Linked DNA regions of Homo sapiens: region 1 is linked to region 2. Evidence: read pairs that join two places in POLR2A ChIA-PET (ENCODE). Cell type or tissue: MCF 10A. All regions are shown on one strand. Each heading gives the region's core, and the rest is flanking DNA. Links, peaks and the distances in the headings are about the cores only.

Evidence for each region. Peaks named below come from ENCODE experiments on the same cell type or tissue, not always from the same donor. Only the 100,000 strongest peaks of a DNase experiment are listed, where the experiment ranks them.
Region 1: POLR2A ChIA-PET joins it to region 2 with 11 read pairs; 9 of 35 experiments call an interaction of 5 or more read pairs at or near these places.

The regions. Positions count from the first base shown.
Region 1 is chr18:62,502,290-62,507,668 of GRCh38, forward strand. No RefSeq gene overlaps it. Among named protein-coding and RNA genes, the nearest start is that of ZCCHC2, 18 kb to the right of the region's middle. RefSeq lists an enhancer at 4,019-4,268. In MCF 10A, for the core only: no CTCF peak of the experiment used is centred there; no DNase peak of the experiment used is centred there.
Region 2 is chr18:62,435,253-62,440,631 of GRCh38, forward strand. No RefSeq gene overlaps it. Among named protein-coding and RNA genes, the nearest start is that of ZCCHC2, 85 kb to the right of the region's middle. In MCF 10A, for the core only: no CTCF peak of the experiment used is centred there; DNase peaks (open chromatin) are centred at 2,049, 2,409 and 2,929.

The DNA of each region.
Region 1 (5,379 bases), core at 182-5,181, 67 kb after region 2:
ACACAATCAAATTCAAAAATAAGCAAAGGACTTGAATGGACATTTCTCCAAAGGAGATATATAAATGACCAACAAGCACATGAAAAGATACAACACCATTAGTCATTAGGGAAATGCAAATCAAAACCACAATAAAATACACTTCATACACATGAGGAGGATGGCTACAGTTGGGTGGGGGGAGGGAAACAGAAAATAGGGGCTGGGCGCGGTGGTTCACGCCTGTAATCCCAGCACTTTGGGAGGCCGAGGCCAGTGGATCACGAGGTCAGGAAATCAAGACCATCCTGGCTAACAAGGTGAAACCCTGTCTCTCCTAAAAATACAAAAAATTAGCCAGGCGTGGTGGCAGGTGCCTGTAGTCCCAGGTACTCGGGAGGCTGAGGCAGGAGAATGGCGTGAACCCAGGAGGCGGAGCTTGCAATGAGCTGAGATCGCGCCACTGCACTCCAGCCTGGGCGACAGAGCGAGACTCCGTCCAAAAAATAAAAATGAAAATAACAGAAAGTAACAAGTATTGGCGAGGATATTGAGAAGTTAGAACCATTGTGAAGTGATGTAGCCCTTGTGGAAAACAGTTTGGTAGTTCCTCAAAAAGGTATACAGAATTATCATACGATTTAACATCCTGGGTATATACCTCAAAAAACCGGAAAACAGGTACTCAAATAATTGTACAGTAATATGCATAGCACCACCATTCACAATAGCCAAAAGGCAAAGCAACCCACATGCCCGTCAACAGATAAATAAAACGTGGTAGGCACCTACCATGGGATATAATTCAGCCATAATACCGCAATGCTACATGCTTCATTCTACCATGGGGATGAACTCAAAAACAGTATGAGAAGTGAGACGACAGACACCAAATGTCATTGATTGTAGGATTGCATTTGTATGGCATATTGGGAAGAGGTAAATCCCACAGAGACAAAAATACTTTAGCTGTTGGCAGGGATTGAAGAGAGGAGGGGAGTGGGGAGTGAGTGCTTCATGGGTACAGGATTTCCTTTCAGGTCACACAAATGCTTTGGAGCAAGCTACAGCGGATTGTTGCGCAGTACAGTGAACGCACCAAATACAACTGAATTCTACACAGTTGAACATCCCTAATCCGAAAATCTAAAATCTGAAATGCTCCAAACTCTGAAACTTTTTTGGGGGGTGGGGGGGATGGAGTTTCGCTTTTTCGCCCAGGTTGGAGTGCAGTGGTGCGATCTCGACTCACCGCAACCTCTGCCTTCCAGTTTCAAGGGATTTTCCTGCCTCAGCCTCCAGAGTAGCTGGGACTAGAGGCGCCCGCCACCACGCCCAGCTAATTTTTGTATTTTTAGTAGAGACGGGGTTTTACCATGTTGGCCAGTCTGGTCTGAAACTCCTGACCTCGTGATCCGCCTGCCTCGGCCTCTCAAAGTGCTGGGATTACAGGCGTGAGCCACCACATCCGGCCTTTAAAAAAAAATTATAAAGAAAAGAGATTTATTTGGCTCACAATTCTGCAGGGTACACAAGAAGCCCGCTGCCAACATCTGCTTCTGATGAGGACCTCAGGAAACTTGTGATCATAGCGGAAGGGGAAGGAGATAAAGCATCGCTTGGCTAGAGTGGGAGGAGGAGGGAGGGAAGGAGGTGTCAGGCTCTTTTTAACAGTCAAATGTTGCAAGAGGCCGGGCGCAGTGGCTCACGCCTGTAATCCCAGCACTTTGGGAGGCCGAGGCGGGCGGATCACGAGGTCAGCAGTTTGAGACCAGCTTGGTGAACATGGTGAAACCCTGTTTCTACTAAAAATACAAAAATTAGCGGGGCATGGTGGTGGGCGCCTGTAATCCCAGCTACTCGGGAGGCTGAGGCAGGAGAATCGCCTGAAACCGGAAATCGGAGATTGCAGTGAGCCGAGATTGCCCACCGCACTCCAGCCTGGGCGCCAAAAGCGAAACTCCGTCTGGTTGCAGGAACCGGTAGAAAAGGAACTCAGTCATTACTGTGAGGACAAGGACAGGACCCAAGCCATTCATGAGGGACCCACCTCCCTGACCCAAACACCTCTCACCAGGCCCCACCTCCACCCAAACGCCTCTCACCAGGCCCCGCCTCCAACACAGGGTCAAATTTCTCCCTCTTTTTTTTTTTTTTTTTTTTAATAATTATTTTTTTGAGACGGAGTCTCACTCTGTTCCCAGGCTGGAGTGCTGCAACCTCCGCCTCCCGGGTTCAAGCGATTCTCCTGCCTCAGCCTCCTGAGTAGCTGGGATTCCAGGCGCGTGCCACCATGCCCAGCTAATTTTTGTATTTTTAGCAGAGACGAGGTTTCCCCATGTTGGTCAGGCTGGTCTCGAACTCCTGACCTCGTGATCCGCCCGCCTCGGCCTCCCAAAGTGGTGGGATTACAGGCATGAACGACTGTGCCTGGCCAATTTCAACATGAGGTTTGGAGAGGACAAATATCCAAACTACATCAACTGTGTTACAGAAGATTCTGCCCGTCTGTAGACTAATGTAAATGTTCTTAGCATGGTTTAAGGCAGGCTAGGCTAAGCTCTGATGCTTGGTAGGTTAGGTGTATTAAATGCATTTTCGACTCATCATCAAAATCTGAAACTTTTTGAATGCTGATATGATGCCACAAGTGGTAAATTCCACACAAAAATACTTATCACAAACTTTGTTTCGTGCACAAAACTATTTAAAATATTGTAAAAAGCTACCTTCAGGTTTTAGTTAATTTTATGTTGAGTGAACTTTACATCAATAAAATAGAATAAATTTTAAAATGACAACAACCACCAGACTCTTGACCCTCTCTCAGGTACCACACTTGAGCCCAGGACCTCTGTGGAGCTGCCTCCATGGGAATCAACCACAGTCCCCAAGAACATCCAGGTTAGTCCTTCATGGCTAAGCCAGTCCTGAGGGGCCAGGAAGCAGTCTATTCCCATTCTACCGTTTATTGAGGCTTGGGAAGTGTCACACATCCCAGAGCAGTTTCTGATCACCCTGTGTCACAACCCCTCCCCTCCAGCCCTCTGTTCAGCAGATCTTGGATGTTGTACCCTGCACTGGCTACATAATTTGCAGAGCCTGTATGAAATGAAATTGTGGGGATGTCTCTTAACAAAATTAAGAATTTCACCATGACGCCAGGACAGTGGCTCACATCTGTAATCCCAGCATACTGGGAGGCCAGGGTGGGAGGTTCGCTTGAGCTCAGGAGTTTGAGACCAGGCCGGGCAACACAGTGAGGCCCTATCTCTACAAAGAAGAGAAGAAACAACTTAGCCAAGCGTGGTGGGGCACGCCTGTGGTCCCAGCTACTAAAGAAGTTGAGGTGGGAGGACTACTGGAGGTTGAGGTGGCAGTGAGCTGTATTTGCACCATTGTACTCCAGCCTGGGCATCAGAGTGAAACCTTTTCTCAAAAAAAAAAAAAAGAAAAGAAAAAATATCAAGAAGGTGTTGGCAGAACATTTAGGGCCCTTCTGAGCTCAGGGTCCTGTCTGCATGGGTCCCCTGCCCTGGTGGTGTCCCGTCCCTGTCTCCTGTCCCCGCTCCATGGCTGCTTTATCACACTATGGAGTCCCACTCTGAGGATGACGATTGCTTGTACCCTGTCTGAGCCACCTTGGGCCACTCAGCTGTCCTCACAGAGCCTCCTTCTGAAGCCAGATTGGTTGAATATCCTCCTGTCTTCTCTCATGGCCTCTTGCACATGACCTGGGAGTCAGTTTGCCTGCACCCACAATGGGCTCTGCAGTATGTCTGGCTGCTGCGAGAGCTCACTTACACCAACAAGGTAAGCATGGTAGCCCCAAGGCCCTGGTCCAGTGGAGGAGCCAAGATCTGATGACCTCCAAGACCCCCTCAAGCCCTGAAGTTCTGTATTTAATTGAGGCTGGCATGTACTGTTACACCTATTTTCACAGATGAGTAAACTGAGACTCAGAGAACGTCAGTGGCTGCAGCAAGGTCATGCAGCTCACACTGCTGGTTAAGAGTTTCTTTCAAGTGTAACGTAGGAAAATGTACAACATTTATTGGTTTTACTTTTGATAATACTGGCTCATATATAGTTACCTGCTAGGTCTCTGTTAAGATCGAGACTTTTTTTTTTTTTAAATAGCTTTGCTGGCTAAGTTTCAGTTTCGTTTCATTTTCCTCCTATCACTTAAGTTTCAGTTCTGTTTCTCAGGATATTCTCTTTCCCTTTTTACTAGTATTATCTGATTCTGTTTGTTAGAATTGTTCCTTGGTGCCCTTTAACCTGATTAAAATGAACAGTTATTCTAAGGTAGATATTCCCAAGCAGGAATTTTAAACAGAGGTAAACCTTAGTACCTTGCCAATTTATTCCAGCATTGGCAAAATGTATCTGCTGTAGTAGAGCATAAATTTGTCCAATCGCTGCCTGAGTACCTATGTGTTCGTGGCTTGATTTACCTTATCTGTAATTCCTGGATGTTAAAAGGACACCAAAAATCTCTGACACCCTGATTAGCCTACCTTGAAGAACCCAAGCCCAGGATTTCTGCCTTTGCCTAGAAAAAGGACTGATTCAGAACTTCCTGAGCTACCTAGTATTCTGGCCATAAAGTGGAGGAAAGGAATCTATAATCCCATTTTCTTCTTTTCATTCATAGCTTATTCTCAGTTCTGCAAAAATCCAAACTGCCCCAGGGCTCATGGGACAACATAAACTAGAAAGTTTGTGGGAAAGATTTAAACTGGCCACCAAGTGGTTAGACACTCGCCAGACCTGACGGCACTTGGCGGGGTTGGGGGCAGGGGCGGGGGTGGGGAAGATCCAACAATTTGGACAATCACATACTTCAGACACGAAATCACTAAAATGTTTAAACTCTAAAAACTGTCTACTTGAAATTTAAATCCTTGATGCCTCCTCCATATTTGAAATTATATTCTTTTTTATTCAGAAATTATGCCCAATTTTGATGATTTGGAAAACAGAAAAAAAGTAGAAAGAAAAAGACAAAAATCTAAATGGCAATCCAGGCACTAAAACTCATCTTAGCATTTTGGTATATTCCCTCTCATTTCTTCTTTCTACTCATATTTTTGTGTATCATTTTGACTATGTCATATATACAATTTTATATGCTGATTGTTTCCACTTATTGTATTTCCCTGTGTTGATACAAATTTTACCAACTATATTTTTACTAGATACATATTCTCTCATACATATATAAAAATATATATTATATAACTATATATAAATTATAAATTTATATTATATATTTAAATTTAAATTATACATGTTATATAAAACATATAATTTTATATATACATGAGAGAATATTACATATCTAGTAAAAATGTAGTTAGTAAAATTTGTATCAACACAGGGAAATACAAGTGGAAA
Region 2 (5,379 bases), core at 131-5,130:
CCTGGTAAAATTGACTGAGGTGTCCAAACACTGCCTCTGAAACTTCTTCTGGCAATTTAAGACTGGCACCTTGGATCATTTCATCCAACACTTCTTCTTTGACTGTTGATTCTCTTTTCTATGTAACTGTCCATTTTCTCCCTGACAATCACCTTTTCTTCTGGTGGAGGTAACAGCCCCCTCTCCACATTTCTCCGTGCTGATCTGCAAGGAACGATTTTAAAAAGCTTGGTGTACCTGTTCAAGGTGCATTCTGACAGTCTGAATATATTTTTGCCTGGTTGCAGAGGTTGCAGAGAATGACAGAATTGAAGTCATTCAAGTTCCTTGTCTCTGCCTACAATCACTCCCATTGTCTACTTCTCATCCACTGTTTGGAACAGACACGTGTAGCGGAGTGCTTGTGAATTGACAGCCAAATTAACTTCCATGTGGAATACAATGTTTACTAAAGGATAAACAGTAAAAATGTGCTAATTTAAGCGGAAGCTATACTATTAAACTCAACAGTAACCACAGCTGTTTAGAACTTAGACCAACAAAAGATGATTGGAGGAGGAGTACTGTGTCCCTAACATTATATAGAATTGCCAACACGTAGAGCCGTGCTTAGATCGTTTTATTAGTGTTGTTAAATTCTCTGCAGACAATGTCCCCCGTCATTGCCTGCACCAGGGCAGACTGTCCACTGCCCTCCCTTGCTATACCATAGATCTTAATCTACTGCAGCCTTTAACCAGAAAATTCAGTGGCCTCCCGTGCACAGCTTAGATCTCCGGAACATCCAACCCTTCTGACTATCATAAGAATTCTTACTGATTTCATTATTGACTGGATTAAATAGATTTAAAAGACAGAAATCTCACAGGTTTTTTCCTCCTGCTCAAGTGACAACCCCTTTCGCTATGAAGGAACCCACCAATAACACATCCCTGTCATCTCTCAAGCCCAGCTCTTGCTGGGGAAGAAGAGGGTTCTTTCTGGGGTCTCCCTCTGGCTCCCTGTGTACTCTTTTATCCCTGGCATCTGGGAAGCGGAGTCCTTGTTCCCTTTCAGCTACTAATTAGCTTTGGGATCCTGGCGAAAATGACTTTTCCTTCTGCTTCCTCATTAAAAACAAAACAAGGCCAGGCGTGGTGGCTCACTCCTGTAATCCCAGCACTTTGGGAGGCTGAGGTGGGTGGATCACCTGAGGTCAGGAGTTCGAGACTAGCCTGGCCAACATGGTGAAACTCTCTACTAAAAATACAAAAAATTAGCCAGGCATGGTGGCGGGCGTCTGTAATCCCAGCTACTCGGGAGGCTGAGGCAGGAGAATCGCTTGAACCCGGGAGGCGGAGGTCGCAGTGAACCGAGATCACGCCACTGCACTCCATCTCAAAAACAAAAACAAGCAAACAAGCAAATGGGCAAACATTTAACTGAGTGATTTCTCAGGCCCCTTCAGGGCTTGGCTAGGAGGTCAGATGGCCTTGGCTGGGCCATCCTGGGCTGCTGCAGATGGTGTCAAGGAAGTGAAAGTTCAGATCCTGAAACCGCTGCTCCCTCCCTCAGGCGTGGCCGCAGGCAGTTCCTTGTCCCCATCCCGGGGACATTGCTGACTTTTTAGCTGGTTTCCTTGTTTGGCATCCTCAGAACCATTAGGCCCTGGAGATTTCCAGATGTCTTTTTTAACAATCAGAGCTGGATTTCCTGGGCAATGCCCGCCTCATGCAAACATTCTTATTTTTTATGGCACTGCCCTCAGAGTGTGCAGGAATGAGTTCTAAAGGACAACTCTGGCTCGGCCCAAGGCCATGCTTCCATTCCATACACCCCCTCACACAATCTCACTCCAACCTGTGACGCAGGATGGGGTAGAATCATTATTCCCATTTTAGAGATGGGGAAGCTGAGATGCCAAAGCTTGGAATGAACCACCCAAGGTGATACAGCAGCCCTTTGGGGCAGAACTGGAACTAGAACACCCTCATCCCCATTTCTCCTTACTCACCCACCCCAGCTCCAGCTAGCTTAGCTCAGGCTTGGCCCAGGCCCAGTAATCCCGGTTACACAACTGATATCGGGCACGTACTCAGCTAGAGAGTATAAATAGACCCAGTGCCTTGCCACTGAGAATTTATGATTCAAAAATCACAAGGTTTTACATTGAGTAACCAGATGTCTTTAGAAATATGGCAAAGGAGTAATAGCATAGAAACAGCTCATTTCTATGACTTTGTTTATTTGTGTGTTTTAAATTTGTCACCTATGTCTGGCAACAACACATTTAGGAAGCTGTCCTAAAAAAAGCTATTCACCAGGGATGACACATTTGTGGCACATGCCCTGAGGAGTCCCTGGGGATGTCTGTGGCACGTTGCGACTCTATCACAGCTCTGCCCACTTGGCCCAGATGAGCCTCAGAATCTTCCCTAATCCAGCACTCTGCCCAGACACGTATCTGACAGGGGATTTCAGCTAGTGAGCCAAATTCGATTTGCTGTCCCTGCCACACATTTCAGGCTGCTTATTCCAGGAAATGTGAAATTCCGGTTGTTTGCCCTTTCAGGGAGCTGCAGCCTGGTAACCTTACTCTTCTCTCCATTCACACCACCCCCCCACCCCCCAAACAAGCACTAGGGGCAACGAGCTGCTGGGAAGTGCTAAGCACAGCTTAAAACAGAAGTTACACACCTGAGGTCTGTAAAACCTCGGCAGAAGTGGCCGCAGTTGACTGTGGAAATTATTTCATTGGTAAAGCACTCCTTCCTGAATCCTTCCCAGGATTCCTGGGCAGATGTTCTTTGTAAAGCCCCCTCCCCCAGCCAGAGATCCTCATGTGCCTCATCGCCTTGAGAATCGCAGCTGTCTTGAAGATCTTTCCTATTTCTGGGAGGACTGAGTCTTGAAGGTGGAGTCAAATCGTTTGGAAATGATTTATGTGGACATTTCGGCCGGGGTGAGTGGTGAGGAAGGAACCCTGAGCGCCAGCCACACCCTTTACCCTTCCTAGGACGTCCAAGTCGCATACCCATTAAGTTAGTCCGTCTTAAAGGTCAACATGGGGTAAGTCCGGGATTAGGACCTGAAAGGAGCCATGAGCCCTGTGCTGGGGCTAAGTTGCATTCCCCCAAAATTCCACGTCCACCCAGAACCTCAGAATACAGCCTCATTTGGAAACAGGATCTTTGCAGATGTAATTAAGGGGGGAGATGAGATCACACTGGATTAGGGTGAGCCCTCAATCCAATGAGAGTGTCCTCATAAGAGAGGGAAAGGGACGCACAGAGACACGGAGAAGGCCACGTGGCGACGGAGGCAGAGACCGGAGGGATGCCGCTCCAAGCCCAGGCGTGCCGAGGAAGAGGCAGGGGACGATTTTACCCTGGGACCTTCGGAAAGAGCATAGCTCTGCCAACACTTTGATGTTTGGACATCTGACCTCCAGGACTCTGACACATACATTTCTGTTATTTCAAGCCACCCAGTTTGTGGTCATCGGTTCCAGCAGCCTTCTCAAACTAATACACTTTCCAAATAATATACCTGCTCCCAAGTCTTCACTCAGGTTCTGCTCTTGGGAGAGAGGAAACCCAAACTAAGACAGTAGGTATAAATACCCTCATATTACAGGTGAGGAAACTGAGGCACGGCTTCACTCACAAAGCAGCTGTGGGACCCAAGCACCCAGCAGCTATGTTGGGGCTCAGATGAGGCTGAGTCCATTCTCTACGCTGTCTGCTGTGGCGCATCAGTGATTCTGAATGTAAACTGAAGGCCTACGGCAGCTTTGTCAGCTCAGCAGCCAAGCAAATGACCCGAGAAAAATGGGGGCAATCACAGGCTACTTGGTGCTGGAAATGGGGTCATTAAAACATAAAATTATCAGACCCTTTTGTAAGCAATGGTTGCCGTGAGAAGGCCCATGAGGCAGTAGGGGGTGGGGAACTAATCTCTTTCTTTACACCTTGGGGAAGCAGACCTTCAACAGGCTCAGTCGCCAGGTCCTTTGTCGCATACATGGTCATTGGTTGGGAAGATTCAGTTAATCAGGGCACTTTGCCTGAGAAAATCGCTTTAACAATTTTTTTTCTTTTTTATTATTATTATTATACTTTAAGTTTTAGGGTACATGTGCACAATGTGCAGGTTAGTTACATATGTACACATGTGCCATGCTGGTGTGCTGCACCCAATTAACTCGTCATTTAGCATTAGGTATATCTCCTAATGCCATCCCTCCCCCCTCCCCCCACCCCACAACAGTCCTCAGAGTGTGATGTTCCCCTTCCTGTGTCCATGTGTTCTCATTGTTCAATTCCCATCTATGAGTGAGAACATGCAGTGTTTGGTTTTTTGTCCTTGCGATAGTTTACCGAGAATGATGATTTCCAATTTCATCCATGTCCCTACAAAGGACATGAACTCATCCTTTTTTGTGGCTGCATAGTATTCCACGGTGTATATGTGCCACATTTTCTTAATCCAGTCTATCATTGTTGGACATTTGGGTTGGTTCCAAGTCTTTGCTATTGTGAATAGTGCCACAATAAACATACGTGTGCATGTGTCATTATAGCAGCATGATTTATAGTCCTTTGGGTATATACCCAGTGATGGGATGGCTGGGTCAAATGGTATTTCTAGTTCTAGATCCCTGAGGAATCGCCACACTGACTTCCACAATGGTTGAACTAGTTTACTGTCCCACCAACAGTGTAAAAGTGTTCCTGTTTCTCCATATCCTTTCCAGCACCTGTTGTTTCCTGACTTTTTAATGATTGCCATTCTAACAGGTGTGAGATGGTATCTCATTGTGCTTTTGATTTGCATTTCTCTGATGGCCAGTGATCATGAGCATTTTTTCATGTGTTTTTTTGGCTGCATAAATGTCTTCTTTTGAGAAGTGTCTGTTCATATCCTTTGCCCACTTTTTGATGGGGTTGTTTGTTTTTTTCTTGTAAATTTGTTTGAGTTCATTGTAGATTCTGGATATTAGCCCTTTGTCAGATGAGTAGGTTGCGAAAATTTTCTCCCATTTTGTAGGTTGCCTGTTCACTCTGATGGTAGTTTCTTTTGCTGTGCAGAATCTCTTTAGTTTAATTAGATCCCACTTAACAATTAATAGCTAGGAAAAAAATACGAAGGTACTTTTTCCCATTGTTTGATATATTTTTCAACATAATATTTCTTACTATTTTTTGAGAGCTTCTGAATACAACCCATATTTCATCTTCAGGGATAAAAATCCTCAAATCTTCTTGCCTTTTCCTTAATTTATAATTATTACTGAAAATAATAGAAAAGCATTAGCAACCTGGCTGGGCTCAGTGGCTCACGCCTGTAATCCCAGCACTTTGGGATGCCGAGGCAGGCGGATCATGAGGTCAAGAGATC